2 separate regions of the Homo sapiens genome follow, and region 2 is linked to region 1. Evidence: chromatin contacts called from ENCODE Hi-C or POLR2A ChIA-PET data. All regions are on one chromosome and are shown on one strand. Each heading gives the region's core, a stretch centred on a gene start or an enhancer-like site at or near the end of the contact. The rest is flanking DNA. Distances are from core to core; before and after follow the strand shown. Region 1 overlaps LOC105372663 (a long non-coding RNA gene). Region 2 overlaps ATP9A (ATPase phospholipid transporting 9A (putative)).

Region 1 (2,701 bases), core at 72-2,571:
CCAGACTCCTGTATGACCTCCCCAACTATGTGCCTTCTTCTCTTTGGTAGCCAGGAGGCATTTTGAGTTCAACATGCCCCAAAATTTCCTGATTCCCAATCTCCTCTTCCTCCCTTCTCCCAACACACACCCATCTTACTCATCAGTTTATGGCAACACCATCTACACAGTCGCTTAGTCAAAACCCTGGGAATAACCCCGGATCCTTCACTGTCCCCACTGCCCACATATCAGCAAGTCCTGCTGGGTCCCTTCTGAAATCATCCCACCTCTATGCCTCATGCTCACCAGAACACCCTCATCTCCTACCTGGATGACACAACAGCCCTTTGCTGGTGTACTCCCGACCTCCCCGTCCACACAGCAGCCAGATCGAGGTTAAAGCAGCCTCAGATCCCATCACAGCCCTGTTTAAAGCCCTCCACGGCTTCCCTTTGCGTTCAGGATGATCCGAATTTCAGGCAAGAGGCTCAGCCATCTTCCTCGGCCCCAAGTTCTCCAGCCTCCAGGTCTCTTTTCTGTTCCTTGCCCAGACCACACCATTCCCCACCTCTCTCTCTGTCTCCTCCTAAAACTTGAAACGCTTTGACCCCCGAGTTTCGTGGACTGGCTCTTCCTCATTCTTCAATTTTCCAATCAAATTCTTGTCCTCAGAGGACTTCAGTGACCGCTGTCATGTGGGACCTACCCCATGCCCCACCCACACATGCACTCAGCCTGGCATGTCAAAAACGCTGTTTGGATGGCCGTGTGCATGTTTGCTGCCTGTCTCTTGCCCCTGTAAATTCCATGGCGGCGACGATTGTCTTGATTTGCTCAATGCCATCTCTCTACCACCCTGGCATGCGGTATGGTAGGCCCCCAGGAACCGGGTGTTAAATGAGCAAACATGCCTTTTCCTGTGCATGGAGAACAATGGGCTCATCTGGCATGTATGGAAAATTAATCATTTCCTAATATTTAACACATTTTATAAACCAAACAACTGACTCAAGGGAGACTTTCCTCCTGCCCCACATGGCTCGGTTTATTCATCTCTAATTACACAGCAGTGTATTCCAGCCTGTCTTCTAGACAGAGCCAGTTCCCTTTGCTACAGAAAGCCAAAGGCCATAATTCCCTAGAATCCTGGAGCCTGCCAGGCCAGTTATCTGCTTTCTGGCAGCCTGCAGTCACCTGTGGCCCTCCTGCTTGTAAAATGCTCACTGCTGTGGCTCAACAGCTCCTTGGGGACAGGTAAGAGAAGGGCCGGCCAGCCAGCTGCCGTTTACAAGCCCAATCTGAAACCGGCTTCTCGGGGGAGTCTGTTTGACAAGGTGAATAACGGATTGTTTGCAGTGGAGCGAGGTGCGGCCAGCGCCTGTAGCTTGCTATGTTAGATGGTGCTAACGCGCTCCGGCTGGGCGCCTCTCCATCTGGTCCTCCCCAGATACACCTGCAGCCGTGCAGTTCAGGAGCCCACGTTCTCATTTATCCTCCCCGTGGTGCAAATAAGCCAGGGCACCCTCTGTGTGCTGCTGGGGTCTTCGACACAGACCTTGGCCCCTGAGCTGGGCTCCAGGATCTGAAGGTGCAAGGGCAGGCTCTCCTAAAATCTGCCCTGTGGACACCCCACCCCCCGTCTCCAGTTCCCTAGACCAGCACTGCCCAGAGTATGTCCAGGGCTCCTCGGAGAGTCGGGCAGTGGGGGTCCCAGGTCCCGTGACTTCCATCTCCCAGGGCTCACGGCCTCCCCTCTGGGACGAGTCTCTTTTGCCATTTATCCCTGTTTATGTCACTCTCATCTCATCCCCTGCGTCTCACTCTGACCCCCATGAGGCTCAGACCCCACTTTCTGCCCCACAGCCCCATGAAATGGTGCTGCCCATCCCTCTGCACCTCACTGCCCCCCATAAACAAACCCCCACATCCTCAGTCTTCCCTCCCCCCAGGGCCTGCGTGTTTTCATCCTAGCTGAAACCCACCGCTCCTGAGCCCTGTCTCCTTGCAGGCCTCTGCGACAATTAGCACAAACTTAGTGGCATAAAGCAACACAAATTCATCACCTCACAGTGCTGGAGGTCCAAGGTCCAAAGTAGGTCCCGTGGGGCTAGCATCCTGGTGTCAGGAGGGCTGCGCTCCTTCTGGGGGCTCTGGGGGAGAAGGTTTCCTCATCCTTTCCAGCTTCTTTGGAAATAGACACGGCTGCCCGCATTCCTTAGCACTCAGCTCTCATCTGCTGGGCCAGCCATCCCATCACTCTGATTCCACTTCCAGCCTCACGCCTCTTTCTCTAACAAACTCTCACATCTCTTTCTTTTGCCTCTAAAGACTCCTGTGATTACATGGGGCAAACCTGGGTAACCCAGGGTACTCTTCCTTTCTAATCACTGGTGATTAGCAATCGCACCTGCAAAGTCCCTTTTGCTGTAGAAGGTAACACATCCACAGATGATGGGCATTAGAACATGGACATCATTACGGGGCCCTTATCCTGCCTGCCATGCCAATGTGGCAGTGTTCAGAGGTGATGCCTTTAAGTGGTGACTCTGGATCCTGAGGGCTCTACCCTCGTGAATGGATGAATCCATTCATGGATTAATGGGTGAATGGGTTATCATGGGAAGGAAACTGGCGGCTTTACAAGAAGAGGAAGAAAGACCTGAGCACAGCACATTAGCGCACTCAGCCCGTCCCCATGCGATGTCCTGTGCCACCAGGG
Region 2 (2,701 bases), core at 132-2,631, 280 kb before region 1:
ACACCCATGCCATGTTGCTGGTATTTTTAAGAGCTCCTGGTGTTTACGGAAGCCGTCCCCTCTCAGGATATTTGTGTATTTTAGCTTTTATGGTTCATTTTTGGCTTAGCACAGATAACACTCTTTGTAAAGTGTTGAAATTCAGAAAACCACACTTCTTACCGTGAACCTCACCTCATACTCCTTCCTTAGGGGAAGCTCATAAATCAGTTTGCCCATCCCGGCCTTGAGTCTGACACAGCTGTGTGTTGTGGGGTTAGGGTTAGCTGTGCGAGGCTGGGGTGAACTCACAATTCCAGTACAGATCTACCCAAGTGAGAGTGTGTGCATCTTTCTCTCGTGATGTCTAAACATCCTGGCATAAGCACAGGACCACGTGTGTGATGGGACATATGGAAGCTTTTGCATGCTTTTTTAAAACCAGTTTTATCGAGGGATGATTTACATACCTGAAAGTTCAGCCATGTTGAATACACAGTGTGGTGACTTTAGTAAATTTGCAGCTGTGGAACCATCCCAAATATGCACATCACCCCTGCTCCCACTGCAGTCACGCCTCCCACCTTAGAGCTTCGTAAGGGGTTCTTATACCAGTGGTTCTTTCTTCTTTTTCTTTCTTTCTTTTTTTTTTTTTTTTAAGACACAGTCTCACTCTGTTGCCCAGGCTGAGGTACAGGGGTGCGATCTCGGCTCACTGCAACCTCCACCTCCCGGGTTCAAGCAATTCTCTGCCTCAGCCTTCCTAGTAGCTGGGATTACAGGCACCTGCCACCACGCCCGGCTAATTTTTATATTTTTAGTAGAGACGGGGTTTCACCATGTTGGCCTGGCTGGTCTCAAACTCCTGACCTCAGGTGATCTGTCCGCCTTGGCTTCCCAAAGTGCTGGGATTACAGACGTGAGTCACCATGCCTGGCCCAGTGTTTCGTAAAGTACAGCCTTTGGAACCCCTGGGCTAGATCACTTGGGCCAGAGTCAGGAGCACAAGGAGTGGTGCCCAGACCTGCAGTTTTAACAGGTGAACCAGGTGTTTCCAGAGTACAGTAGCATTGGAGAACAGCTGCTGTGAAACTGAGGTTCATCCCTGTTCAGAGCATGGGTATCTAAACCTGTGGACTCCAAGGAAGAGTTTGCAAGATGACCCACTGGGGTACAGGAAGCGACTCTTTACATTTCAGTTCCATCTCCAAAATTAATGCAAAATTAAAATCTTACTAATACTATTGAGGTTGACCCAGGGGCCCTCACTCCATGTATCAGACAGGTACTTGTCAGGTCCGGTCCTTGAGGTGTCCTGCGGAAGGGGCTGGAATTCCACAGTTGTTTATTTTCCCAGTGTTGAAATGTAGGCCGCAGTTTATGAGTGTCCAGGTGACTTGTTCTAAGGATGTGGTTGAACTAAACTGGACTCATAAAGAGAGCAGGTGGTTTTAAAAGATTCCTGCAGGAAAGCTTCAGATTATTAATACAAGGCCAAGTAAACAGTAAGAAAATGGCCAACACATTAGGAGAGAAAACTATAACCAGCTAAGGACTTGTGATGGTTTTTCCCCTGGGTTATTCATTTACTGGTACTTTTTTTTTTTTTTTTTGAGACGAAGTCTCACTCTGTCGCCCCATCCTGGAGTGTAGTGGTGCTATCTTGGCTTACCACAAACTCTGCCTCCCGGGTTCAAGAGATTCTCCTGCCTCAGCCTCCCGAGTAGCTGGGATCACAGGCATGTGCCAACACACCTGGCTAATTTTTTTTTTGTATTTTTGGTAGAGACGGGGTTTCACCATGTTGGCCAGGCTGGCCTCGAACTCCTGATTTCAGATGATCTGCCTGCCTCGGCCTCCCAAAGTGCTGGGATTACAGGCTTGAACCACCACGCCTGGCAATTTACTAGTACTTTTAATGGAAAAAGGGGATACAATTTAAAAACCATAAAATTTGCTCTTTTAAGCATATGATTCTGTAGTTTTTAATATGTTCACAATACTGTGCAAACATTGGTACTGTCTAATTTTAGAACATTTTTATCAACCCTAAAAAGAAAGCCCACATCCCTTGAGTTCCCAAACCCCCCTGCTCTATCCCCCCAGCTGTCAGTCTACTTTCTGTCTCTGGATTTGCCTATTCTGAACATTGCCTATAAATAGAATCAAACAATATGTGACCTTTTGTGTCTGGCCGGTCTTCCGTTTAGCAGAGTATTTGCAAGGTTCTTCCGGTTGTAGCAGGTGTATGTACTTTATTCCTCTTTGTAGCTGAATAACAGGTATGATGATTTAAAATTTAAGTTTAGGCTGGGTGTGGTGGCTCACGCCTGTAATCCCAGCACTTTGGGAGGCCGAGGCGGGCAGATCACGAGATCAGGAGTTTGAGACCAGCCTGACCAACATGGTGAAACCCCGTCTCTACTAAAAATACAAAAAAAAAAAAAAAAATTAGCCGGGGGTGGTGGCGGGCACCTGTAATCCCAGCTACTCAGGAGGCTGAGGCAGAAGAATAGCTTGAACCCGGCAGGTGGAGGTTGAAGTGAGCTGAGATCGCGTCACTGCACTCCAACCTGGGTGACAGAGGGAGACTCCTCTCAAAAGGAAAAAAAAAAGAAATTTAAGTTTAAATCTATAATTCTCAGTGTTCCTTACCCCAAGTATATGTTATTTTGAGATATTAGCTAATTGTGTGAGAAATGCTATTTTTCATTTTGTTTTC

Evidence for each region. A loop is a pair of places that touch in the nucleus more often than their neighbours do. ChIA-PET counts read pairs that join two places held with the same protein, here RNA polymerase II (POLR2A). Pooled maps may share reads with other maps.
Region 2: a loop to region 1 is called in a map of OCI-LY7, with 2.8 times the contacts of the local background. The contact joins two enhancer-like sites. A Hi-C loop is called at or near these places in 1 of 168 maps with a recorded cell type or tissue (OCI-LY7) and 1 of 50 pooled maps. POLR2A ChIA-PET finds 5 or more read pairs at or near these places in 1 of 52 experiments (PC-3).

What each region holds. Positions count from the first base shown.
Region 1 is chr20:51,381,756-51,384,456 of GRCh38, reverse strand. The region is part of intron 2 of LOC105372663 (a long non-coding RNA gene); the gene reads right to left. Among named protein-coding and RNA genes, the nearest start is that of MIR3194, 70 kb to the left of the region's middle. Within about 2 kb of position 1,321, at least 5 of the 41 ENCODE cell types and tissues checked have a DNase peak (open chromatin) inside an H3K27ac peak, as active enhancers do; they include OCI-LY7 and PC-3, where a contact is called at or near this core.
Region 2 is chr20:51,664,616-51,667,316 of GRCh38, reverse strand. All of the region lies in intron 13 of ATP9A (ATPase phospholipid transporting 9A (putative)), which reads left to right. Among named protein-coding and RNA genes, the nearest start is that of ATP9A, 100 kb to the left of the region's middle. Within about 2 kb of position 1,381, at least 3 of the 41 ENCODE cell types and tissues checked have a DNase peak (open chromatin) inside an H3K27ac peak, as active enhancers do; they include OCI-LY7 and PC-3, where a contact is called at or near this core.